Regions from separate parts of the Homo sapiens genome. Here all the other regions are linked to region 3. A link is an interaction called in ENCODE POLR2A ChIA-PET data of the cell type or tissue named here. Cell type or tissue: CD4-positive, alpha-beta T cell. All regions are shown on one strand.

What was found. ChIA-PET counts read pairs that join two places held together with the same protein. Peaks named below come from ENCODE experiments on the same cell type or tissue, not always from the same donor. Only the 100,000 strongest peaks of a DNase experiment are listed, where the experiment ranks them.
Region 1: POLR2A ChIA-PET joins it to region 3 with 5 read pairs; 7 of 35 experiments call an interaction of 5 or more read pairs at or near these places.
Region 2: POLR2A ChIA-PET joins it to region 3 with 6 read pairs; 4 of 35 experiments call an interaction of 5 or more read pairs at or near these places.

The regions. Positions count from the first base shown.
Region 1 is chr7:104,997,088-105,001,087 of GRCh38, reverse strand. No RefSeq gene overlaps it. Among named protein-coding and RNA genes, the nearest start is that of LINC01004, 7.9 kb to the right of the region's middle. In CD4-positive, alpha-beta T cell, no CTCF peak of the experiment used is centred here; no DNase peak of the experiment used is centred here; H3K27ac peaks cover 704 bases.
Region 2 is chr7:105,197,221-105,201,220 of GRCh38, reverse strand. The region is part of intron 3 of SRPK2 (SRSF protein kinase 2); the gene reads left to right. It overlaps LOC124901718 (a long non-coding RNA gene), which reads left to right. Exons shown (of 2, transcript XR_007060466.1): 2 at 200-4,000. Among named protein-coding and RNA genes, the nearest start is that of KMT2E, 190 kb to the right of the region's middle. In CD4-positive, alpha-beta T cell, no CTCF peak of the experiment used is centred here; no DNase peak of the experiment used is centred here.
Region 3 is chr7:105,350,287-105,354,286 of GRCh38, reverse strand. The region is part of intron 2 of SRPK2 (SRSF protein kinase 2); the gene reads left to right. It also overlaps the pseudogene LOC124901716. Among named protein-coding and RNA genes, the nearest start is that of SRPK2, 37 kb to the left of the region's middle. RefSeq lists an enhancer at 1,854-1,933. In CD4-positive, alpha-beta T cell, no CTCF peak of the experiment used is centred here; a DNase peak (open chromatin) is centred at 1,976; H3K4me3 peaks cover 829 bases; H3K27ac peaks cover 3,165 bases.

The DNA of each region.
Region 1 (4,000 bases), 350 kb after region 3:
ATGCTTGGTGTCCCACCTCTCTAGTTCTAGTCTCCTCCCCCAACCCTACTAGGGGCTTGTCCCTGGTCTGGGACAGGCTTGGAAAGTGTGGCGCGAGTATGGCTGAGGCGTGGTTGTTTGAGGGTGTGACCCTGCAGTCCCTGTCCCAGGGATAGGGGTGGCCGTGTGGCCCAGGGGTGGCCGAAAGTGGCACTGGGGTCCAGCCCTCTCCCACTCTGTGGTGGAGTGGGGCAGTCACTGCCCTTGAGCCCTTTTAAAAAAAAAAAGAAATTAGTTTTTAGTGATAGGAGAGAGAATCTTTTTGCCAATGAGGTAGTTGAGATAAATTGAGATAACTCAGATATAGGTACTATATTTTCCTGGGTATTATCAAATTTGATCTTTTTTTATCTATCAAATTGGATTCATATGAATCAATTTATTCAAATAAGTGGTTACATTAAGTTTTTTTTTTTGTTTTCAGTACTTTATCCTGTGTCTTGCTCTCATGGGTAATCCTTAACGTAGTCACCTAAGTTTTAGTTCCCATTCTTTTCCATCCTCCTCCTTTTTTCCATCCCTGTACTCTCCAGACTTCCCTCTGGATCAACTATGCAATTTCTGTATGTTAATGTAACAACATATACTCCTTCTGCAAATATTAATAGATGTATGTCATAGTGTTCTAAATTTGTTATCTTTACCCCTGGGGGCAAGAATTCGTTTTCTTTTTAACTGGCAAGTCATACTTTGGTACTATAGGAAGCCCTCAAGCCTCTGTGACCAGAGGTTAGCATAGGGAAATTGAGACATTTTAAAACGTTTTTCATATTAAGGTATGAAGAAAACTGACCTTCATTGTACTTTGGTAGTAGACCGCTTCCTAATTCATTCCTTTAGGTCCAAGTAGCCTTCTCTGAAATTAAAAACAAAACAAAACATATTGAAAAAGATTGTAGGGTGAAGTTATATGCCATCAAAATGATGATGACATACAGGTATTTTTGTGTATCTCTGTCTTTTTTGACAACCAATCAAATTGAATTTTTTTTTTTTTTGCCAGTTAAATAGAAACTGGTGGCCAGGTGTAATGGCTTATGCCTGTAAATCCCAGCACTTTGGCAGGGGCCAAGAAGGATGGATTGCTTAGCTTAAGAGTTCAAGACCAGCCTGTGCAACATGGTGAGACCCTGTCTCTACAAAAAATACAAAAATTAGCTAGGTGCAGTGGCGTAAGCCTGTAGTCCCAGCCACTCCAGAGGCTGAAGTGAAAGGATTTCTTAAGCCCCAGAGGTCAAGACTGCAGTGAGCCATGTTCCTGCTATTGCACTCCAGCCTAGGTAACAAAGCAAGACCGTTTCTCAAAAAATATATAAGTAAATAAATAGAAACTATCAAATTATTTTCAAGGATAAGGAAGGACTAATCAGTAGTTTAGTCAGAGGCCTAGATCAAAACATAACATGTATTTTTAAATTAATCTCTTTAAATGCATGGTTAAGTTACCTGTATATGTGCTCAGTAAAATCGGTCATTTGTGGGGAAAAAAATGGCTATTTGGTTTTCTATGCATAAAATTAAGATAGAAGTCTTTTTCCTCCTAACAGCCTTCATCATAGTGGATTTAAAAAAACCAGTGTCACTTAGGCTGTGTCTTATTTGTTTCTAAAACAATGGAACAAGTCAGATGTTTGTGGAATACATTTTATATTTGCAAATAAAGTAAAAATTTTTTCTTGCCTTTTTTATGAAATAACTATAATTTGTGTGAAGATTAAAATACTCTAAAACATGAATTGACAAAGCAAAATGAAGGAGCCAGATTTCAAAATCAAGTTGTGGGGTGAGGCATGAGGATGGGAAGAAGAGAATTAAGCATTGATATATGGAGTTTTAATTTATTTCCTTAAAATTCATAGTGAAAAGAATAAGATTTTGGGGGGGAGGGCACGGAATCTCACTCTGTCTCCCACGCTGGAGTACAGTGGTGCAATCTCGGCTCACAGTAACCTCAGCCTCCTGAGTAGCTGTAACTACAGGTGCCTGCAACCACACCTGGCTAATTTTTTATTTTTAGTAGAGACAGGGTTTCACCATGTTGGCCAGGCTGGTGTGGAACTCCTGACCTCAGGTGATCCGCCCACCTCGGCCTCCCAAAGTGCTGGGATTACAGGCGTGAACCACCGCACCTGGCCAAAATTTGGTACTTTATAACTCAATAATTGCAACCAGACCAGCTAACTTTTTGAAAACTTGGGGCTCTGTAATGTTCAGATGAAGGTAAATGTAGGGAATAGACCCTCTTTAGATTGAGGGAGTAGGAGTTTTGACATCACAGGTCGTTTGGACTTAAAGGTATGAATTTGAAAGTAGTTTGGTTATACATGTCCTTTGCAACCTAGCCTCTCTTTCATTAGCGGAATTAATTTTGGTGGAGGGATTCATTCATATTGTTAGTATGTATCGAGGGAGGCATTGTATACCAGAAGGCTTTGAACTGGTTGGGAGAAGTGTTCTTATAAGAACAGGGTAATTATTAATCATAATAATCTTTGTCAAGGTGCCTAAGTAACTCCCTTATGTAATAGCAGCCAGTGATTAGATAGCTTCACATCAAGCAGGTTGGATTTGTTCCTTTTGAATCAAAGAACCCTTTGCTTCATAATCTAGGTCTTGTGTCTCACCGAATCCTTTATAATATAGAATAAATGGTTGAAAGGAAAGGCTCACATTCTGTATTCCTGAAATTCAAATAGGATAACTTTCTCAAAGTTTTAGGATAGACCAAATAATGTATGTCCATGTAGCTCTAAGATATGAGTCAACAAAGCAAAATAATTATGAAACTCTTGTGGGATTTTTGGTAGAGTTTTTATGGAGATCCAGTGTATATGAGAAGCAAACTAAAGAGAGTTGCCAAGGGTTTTAGAGCCAGTCAAATTCCTAGACTTTAGGATTTGTTGAATGAATTGAATGGAAACCAGTATAGTTGTCAGTTTTAAGTTCACTCAGTATTAGCATTCAATTAGATACTGAGTTTTAAAATAGTTTTTTTTTTTTTTTTTTTTGAGACAGAGTCTCACTCTGTTACCCAGACTGGAGTGCAATGTTGCGATCTTGGCTCACTGCAACCTCTGCCTCCAAGTTCAAGCAGTTCTTGCCTCAGCCTCCCAAGTAGCTGGGATTATAGGCGCCCACCACCATGCCCGGCTAATTTTTTACTTTTAGCAGAGACAGGGTTTCACCATGTTGGCCAGGCTGGTCTCGAACTCCTGACCTCAGGTGACCCACCTGCCTCAGCCTCCCAAAGTGCTGGGATTACAGGTGTGAGCCACGAAGCACAGCCTAAAATGGATCTTTTAATACCAAATAAGGACATTGTCTTATGATTTAAAAAGTGTCTTTTTAAAACCTGGCTACATTGTTCTTATTCTCACTTTGCTATAGAATAATGAAAAGTTATCCAACATTCATTTTGGAATATTGTTTTGGAATAATTCATGTATCTCGGCTGTCTGATTTTACCAACATGGAAAGCATAACTCAAAGACAATTCTTTAATCAGTTTTTAAAATGAAACTACTTTTCTCAGCTGTTAAAAAAATAGATTTATAATAATAGTCATCAGCATTCTTTTAAATTGTGACAAGTTAGTCTTAGAAGGATACAAAAATGTATAAAAGACTTGTGAATTTCTGACAAATTTAAATTAGGATATGTCCATAAATAGCAATTAAAATTGTTTCCAAAGAGTTATTTCAAAGCATCACATATTACAAAAAAATGGTGAAAATATAAATATAGGTCACAATTTATAGGACTTTTGTATATTGTGTATGTTTCCATAGAAATAGGTAAAGGAAATAATGGTTTCTTTTTGGGTTATAGGCTTACAGATGGATTTTCTATAGCAGGCGTATGTTACCAAAAAAATGGGAATGGGCTGATGCTTGGATATTAACTTAAAAATGGGATACAAACTGGCCGGGCCTGGTGGCTCATGCCTGTAATCCCAGCACTT
Region 2 (4,000 bases), 150 kb after region 3:
ATTCCACAACAGTTTGTATAAGATTACTGACATATACATATTCAGGGAGTCCAAGGAATTGATTTGGAATGTCTGGAATAAGACCTGTGGCCTTCTCATTTTTTGTTCTTGGATAAAGAGATAAATCCCCTCACCCTCTGCCAGGACTGGTTGAGCTAAAATTACTAATATGGTGTTTTATCATCCCTGAATACTTTAGTACATTTTACCTACAATCAAGTACATTCTCCTATATATCAAAATACAACCATCAAGATCAGAAATTTAACACTGATACTTCACTACTATTCAGACCTCGGGCTTATCAGGTACTGCCAGTTGCCCAGTGTTGTCCATTATGTGTAATGAATCTGTGGCAGAAGCGCATATTCTGTTTTCTTGTTTTTGTAATTTCTTTTAATTTGGAACAGTTCTCAGTGTTTTCCTGGCTTTCATGTCCTTGACATTTTTGAAGATTGTAAACCGGTTATTTTATATAATGTTTCTCAATTTGGGATGCCACAGTAGTGATGTTGTCTTTTTGCATTAAATCCTTTCAGATGGTACACAGGTTTGATTTATTCCATTGGAGTTGATGCCTTCACTTGATCAAGATTGTGTCTGCCAGATATCCCTGACAGCTGTTCTTTTCCCCTAGTAATAAGTATTTTGTTGAGAGTTACTTTGAGACTACATATATAACCCATTCAAATATTTATCCCTACCCCCGCCGCCACCCCGGGCTGACTTTCTGTCTCGGGTGGACTGATAAATTCATGGATCTCTGTTTTATTCAGTGGGTTATGATCACTTACTCTCCTTATATGTTTTGATGCTTAGATTATCCCAAATTTTGTTCTTAGGAGCCCCTTCAGATTGGTTCTGTGTCCTTTTGAAATGCCTCAATCGTTCTTTGATCGTTTATTTTTTTGTTTTGTTTTGAGATGGAGTCTCGCTCTGTCACCCAGGCTGTAGTGCAGTGGTGTGATCTCTGTTTCACTGCAACCTCCACCTCCTGGGTTCAAGCAATTCTCGTGCCAGCCTCCTGAGTAGCTGAGACTACAGGCTCATGCCACCACGCCTGGTTAACCTTTGTATTTTTAGTAGAGATGGGGTTTCACCATGTTGGCCAGGCTGGTCTTGAACTCCTGACCTCAAGTAATTCTCCTGCCTCAGCCTCCCAAAGTATTGGGATTACCGGTGTGAACCACCATGCCCGGTCCTTTGATCATTTCTTTACCTTCAAGTACAGTAGGATATGCCAGGTTCATCTTGTGTTTTTCCTATCCCAGCCCTGGAGTCTACTCTTTTCACAGAGAATCCTGCTTTTTTTTTTTTTTTTTTTAAATTAAACAATAATATTTAGAAAGCTAGACCTGGGCATTAGGTGTGCTTATTACTTTTGGCTTGTCACTTTCAGATCTCAGTACAGAGCTAGGAACACAAACATATGCACCTGCTTCCTTTATGTTTATATTTATTTATATATTTACATATGTTTTGAAATCCATGAGTTTATTAATCTGATACCTCTAATACCAGAAGATTCAGCCTGGTGTTCTCCCTTTCCATCTTTGTGGTTTCTTTCTCTGATAGTAAGAGTCTGGGCTCTTCCCATCCTCATTGCGTTGACTTAGTTGATTGATTTCCCTGTATGGTATGAATCACCAGTCACCATCACTATGTCTCTCCCTTCCCTTCTCACCTAACTCATGCTCTGACATCCTTTGTTGATTGGCCCTGCCTCATGGCTTGGGATTTAATGGTCCAGGATGGGAAGGGGAGAGAGCTTTCCCAGGCTGGTAGTGTGTGTTATGTAATCTGAGGTATCATTTTTCTTCTGATACTTCACCTCTTTCTCTTGCTTTTATTGACTTCATTCCTGGAGAGTCTCTGCCCTCAATTACTTCTCAGTTTCCTCAAAATACAATTAAAAAAAAATTAACAACAAAAGACATCACATGTATTTCTTTTTAAAAATAAAATTTGTTCATCACAGGAAATGTAGACACTTGGGTTGGAGGGCAGAAGTCACCTGTGATCCCACTACTCAGCAAGAGCTGCAGCAAGCCTTCATCATTTATGATCAGCTAGATTACATCTTAACTTTTTACCTCATCTTTACAAGTTTCCCTTATTTAAAATGTATGAACCCTCAGCTGTTTTAATAAGAGGGTCCATATTTAAAGTTCTGATATTGCAAAAGCATTGTTCATTGCTCTTGTGTACTTACTTGCCTTGGTATTCTCTCTGGAGTAGGACTCTTCATTTCCTGACAGCCATGTTCCTACTCGCGTTATCTTAGATCTCCAAGAGGATTATGGCATTATTGACTGATTCCTGAGCCTTGGTTCAAAACCTGGCTGTGTTGCTTTGTAGCTCCGTCTTCTTGGACAAATTCCTTTCTCTTTAGGCTTTGGTTTTTCATCTATGATATGATAATTTATATTATATTAATGTTAATACCTAAGATTTTTATGAGGATTTAAATGAAATATATGAAGTTCATGACACAGTATCTGATACGAGGCTCATAAGAAATATGAGTTTCACTCTTCTTCTGTCTGTTCTATCATTCTTCTTTCATTGTGTTCTCATCTGTACTTCATGCTGTCTATACCCATCAGTGCTGGCTCCCTTAACTCCCTGACCGTGTCTCATGTTGGGTGTGTTTCCTTAACCTCTGGAGAGAGAGCTGTCAGCACTGCCTATCTTTTTTACATATCACCTCTGGTCTGTTGTCTGGGCACAAGCTGTAGCAGTAGGCTGTGCAGTTTATTCAGATTCTGCTTCCAAGCCCTGGGGATTACCAAGATCAGGGGCAGGGTCAGCCTGTAAACAAACACTGTCGGGAGGCCTTGTGTCATACATGCTTGTTTCATGAGTTTGAGCAAAAAAAACCTGTGTCACAGCCAAACCTCCTTTTGTGGGAAGATTTGTGTTTCATGTGGGGTTTTCAGAGGCAGTAGGGGGTGCCTGGTAAACATTCCTAGGCTGCACTGTAAACCCCTGAATTGGAATCCTTGAGAGTGGGACTTAGGAATCCAAATATTTAACAAATTCATCAGTGATTTTTCTGCACATTGAACACTAAAATCTGCTCCATTCTAAGGTCTGCATGTATCATCCTTCTAAAACTCCAAGGATATAACCACATGAAGGCACCCTTCATACTATACGTGCAATATAAGCGGAATCATTGCTTTGAACTACCTTATGTTCCTAACTTTTTCCAGAACCCTCGGTGTATACCTGCTACAAGGACATACTAAATGGTGACTGTAGGAACATTGCCTTGCAATATCAGGCTGCCTGTAGTAGCTGTCCTCAGACATGAGTTTTGTTGCTCTCTTAAATCATTCTTAGATAAGTTGGCACCTTTGTACAGTTTTCATCTCTTGAATTATTTCTGGAGACATCAACAGCTGTGGTCTGACTTGGTATGAAAACATGTCATTTCCTTAGAAATGCATTTATTCGACCTCTAATCAGACCCTTTCCTTTATTACCCACGGTATTGTCCCCCGCATCCCCAACTTATCATAGTGTGGAATTGTACATTTATTTCTGTGTTCATGTATCTCCCCCTCTCTAGTCTGAAAGGTTCCCTTTGGTCAAGGCCCTGTAGTTTGTTAACTCCACTGCATTTGAACCATCCATAATGCAGTACGTATTTTGTTTGGATAAAGGCATTTTCTCTAGTGTTGGGTTGCAAGTACGGGATAGGCAGAGTGCTGATGTTCAGGTGGATCTGGGGAAGGCATGTCGGCATGAGCAGGCTGGCATGCTGACTGGCAGATCAGAATATAGGGCCTTTGTTTCTGCCTCACGTTTTCTTAAAATCATCCATAGTTCTCCGGAATACTTAACCTGTCACACACATTTGAGTGACATATATTTCTTACCTGTAAAAACTTAGGGACATTATTTTCTTCAAAATAGAGCATAAAATATTATAAGTATACACACTAGAAGCATGTCAGATGAGTTTCTTCCTATACACAAATTGCCTTTACCCATG
Region 3 (4,000 bases):
TTTGCCCCATAGCTGTCCTGGACAGAAACTGCCCAGAGAAGAATGAATGGAGGACATAGGGCTCTGTGGTCCCACCATACATGGGGAGACCTGTGACTGGTCCTGTTACCATGTCAACTTAGCCCCAAACCCATCTCTGATTGACTTGGTTGCTTATTTTGGCACATTCTTGCTCCACACAGCCACATACATACTGGCTGCTCCTCGAAGGCCAGGCAGATGCAGCAGCTGTTGGGCCAGCAAAGAGGAAGGTCCTGGAAGGTTCTGGCCTGAACGCTGCATCTGTTGTGTGACAGCCACAACTGCTCAGGCTTCCTTGTCTGTGGGTGCACTGTGGGGAGGAGTGTTATGATAAGAACATTGGCTCTCAGTCTCCCTGGGGAGAAGTTTGGCCTCACGTGGGATTTGGGCGTTGCCTTTAGGAAGGCTCTCTGCATGTCTAGTTCCAGTTTGTACTGGGAAGAATTAAAAAAGTCTGCCAGCTTCTTTAGTTTGTCCTGTCTTTTGTGATGATTCTTTCTGAGATCCCCTCCTATCAGCTCAGGAGTGGGATTTTCTGGAGAAGGAAAGTGTTTTTCTGTTCCTTACTGCTCACCTTGGGGCATTCAGGAACATGGGCCTGATGAATTTGCTTGAAGGCAGTCTGTAATCCCATCACTTTGGGAGGCCAAAGAAGGCGGATCATTTGAGCTCAGGAGTTTGAGACCAGCCTGAGCAACGTGACAAAACCCTGTCTCCACCAAACAACAACAACAACAACAACAACAACAACAACAACAACAAACTGGGCTGGATGGCACGCTCCTGTAATCCCAGCTACTTGGGAGGCTGAGATGGGAGGATTGCTTGAGCCCAGGAGGTCAAGGCTGCAGTGAGCCATGATTGCACCACTGCATTCCAGCCTGGGTGACAGAGGGAGACTGTTTCAAAAAAAAACACAAAAAAACAAAACCATTACCTGGAAGAATTCTAACAGCACTATTATTCTCATTTTACAGATGAGGAACTGAGGCACAGAAATGTTCAGCAGCAGGCCCATTGTTTAGAGCTGATAGGTTGTAGAGCTGAGATTTAAAACTACCAAGTCGAAGCTTACAACTGTGCTATCTTACTTTTTTCAATTAAGAGTCATCCTTATGGAACTTTGGAGTTGGGAGTTCCTTAGCAATTACTTAATCTAACCCTTTCATTTTACTGATGAGAAAATTGAACCTTAGATAATAAGGGATTTATGACTTAGTCTCAGAGATAGGCAGGTAAACAACTAGCAGTGACACAAGGTGGAATAGAATGTTAACCAATAGAGGTACTGGCATTTACTGTGTGAAATTAAGGGAGGGATCATGTAATTCTGATGACTAGCCAAGAGCTTTTTTTTTTTTCTTTTGAGATAGAGTCTCGCTCTGTCACCCAGGCTGGAGTGCACTGGTGCAATCTTGGCTCATGCAACCTCCATCTCCTGGGTTCAAGCAATTCTCCTGCCTCAGCCTCCCGAGTAGCTGGGATTACAGGCGTGCGCCACCACAGCCAGCTAATTTTTGTATTTTTAGTAAGAGACTGGGTTTCACTATGTTGGCCAGGCTGGTCTCGATACCCTGACCTCAAGTAATCTGCCCACCTTGGCCTCCCAAAGTGCTGGGATTACTGGCGTGAGCCACCACACCCAGCCCCTAGTTGTATTAGCTATTTATTACCACATAACAAGTTACTGTGAAGCATAGTGGTTTAATGCAACATTTATCATCTTAGTTTCTGTGGGTTAAGAATTTGGAAGCAGTTGAGTGGGGTGGTTCTGGCTCAGGGTTGCAGTCATTTTGAAGGCTTGGCTGAGGCTGGAGGATCTGCTTCCAGGCTGTTGGCAGGAGGCCTTGCCTGTTGCTCTGTGGACCTCTTCTTGAATGTTCTCACAACATGTCAGCTGGCTTCATCAAGAGGGAGCAAGGAGGAAGCTGCGGTTACATTTTTATAACACACCCTTAGAAGACCTCACACTGCCACTTCTGCCACGTTTGTTAGAAGGGAGTTACTGGGTACAGCCCACACTCAAGGGAGAGTTCAGGTTCTGCCCTTTGAAGAGATGCAAATTAAGTAATTTGTGAACATATTTTTGAAACCACCACACTAGCTAAGCATATTGAGGAGGAGAAACAGTGGTGAAGAGTTAAAAGACGGGGATTCTAGACCCAGCTCTGCTGCTTGCTCCATAGGGAGGGAATGATTCATCCTTCCTGAATCTCTTATTTTCTCTAGGAAAATAGGATCATCAAACTGCACAGCCTGCTTTACAGTGGATTATAAGGGTGTCTTAGTCTGTTTACTGTTGCAGTAACTGAATTTCTGAGACTGGGGATCATCAAACTGCACAGCCTGCTTTACAGTGGATTATAAGGGTGTCTTAGTCTGTTTACTGTTGCAGTAACTGAATTTCTGAGACTGGGTTATTTATTTCTTCTTCTTCTTCTTCTTCTTTTTTTTTTTTTTTGAGATGGAGTCTTGTTCTTGTCTCCCAGGCTGGAGTGCAATGGCACAATCTTGGCTCACTGCAGCCTCCGCCCCCCGGGTTCAAGCGATTTTGCTGCCTCAGCCTCCCGAGTAGCTGGGATTATAGGTGCCGGCCACCACACCCAGCTAATTTTTTGTATTTTTAGTGGAGATGGGGTTTCACCATTTTGGCAAGGCTGGTCTTAAACTCCTGACCTCAGGTGATCCTCCTGCCTCGGCCACCCAAAGTGCTGGGATTACAGGTGTGAGCTACTGCGCCCGGCCGGTGATTTATTATTATTATTATTATTTTTGAGACGGAGTGTAACTCTGTCACCTAGGGTGGTCTCAAACTCCTGACCTCAGGTGATTCGCCCTCCTCAGCCTCCCAGAGTGCTGGGATTACAGGGGTGAGCCTGTTGCCCATCCTTAACCAGGGGTGGGCCTGGTTAAGACTGGGTAATTTATAAAGAAAAGGAATTTATTTCTTTCAGTTCTGCATGCTGGGAAGGCCAAGGTCAAGGGGTGCATCTAATGAGGACCTTCTTGCTGGTGGGGACTCTGCAGAGTCCCAAGGTGGCCTAGAGTATCACATGGTTAGGGGGCTGAGTGTGCTAGCTCAGGTCTCTTCCTCTTATAAAGCCACCAGTCGCACTCCCAGGATAATCCGTTAAAATTCGTTAACTCATTAATCCATGAATAGGTTCCATTCATGAGGGCAGAACCGTCATGACACAGTCACCTCTTAAAGACCTGCCTCATAATACCCACATTGGGGATTAAGTTTTAACGTGAGTTTCAGATGGGATAAACATTCAAATCATATCACAGGGTGGTAGCAAATAGATAAAGCGCGTAAGATAGGCTCTGTAAACTTTAATGTAGTATAGGGTTGGCTGGCAGACGTGGCTTCTTACCCTAATCCTGCTGTGTAATGGCTTAATAGCCATGTAATCTGAACATGTTTAAGCTATCTGTGTGCCTCAGTTTTCTCATTTGTAAAATGGGATTAATTATAGCAACTATAGCACTTTGGGAGGCCAAGGTGGGGAGGTCAGGAGTTGGAGACCAGCCTGGCCAATATGGAGAAACCCCGTCTCTACTAATACAAAAATTAGCTGGGTGTGTTGGCGTATGCCTGTAGTTCTAGCTACCTGGGAGGCTGAGGCAGGAGAATTACTTGAAACGGGGGAGGCGGAGGTTGCGGTGAGCTCAGATTGAGCCACTGCACTCCAGCCTGGGTGACAGAGATTCCGTCTCAAAAAAAAAAAAAAAAGAAAAAAAATTGTAGCAACCACAGGGTTATTGTGAGGATCAAGTAAAAATTCAGCTGATATATTTAGCATAATGCCAGCTGTATCAAGATAGGCACTGTTCGGCCAGGCGCGGTGGCTCATGCCTGTAATCCTAGCGCTTTGGGAGGCCAAGGTGGGTGGATGCGAGTTCAGGAGATCGAGAACATCCTGGCCAACATGGTGAAACCCTGTCTCTACTAAAAATACAAAAATTAGCCAGGCTT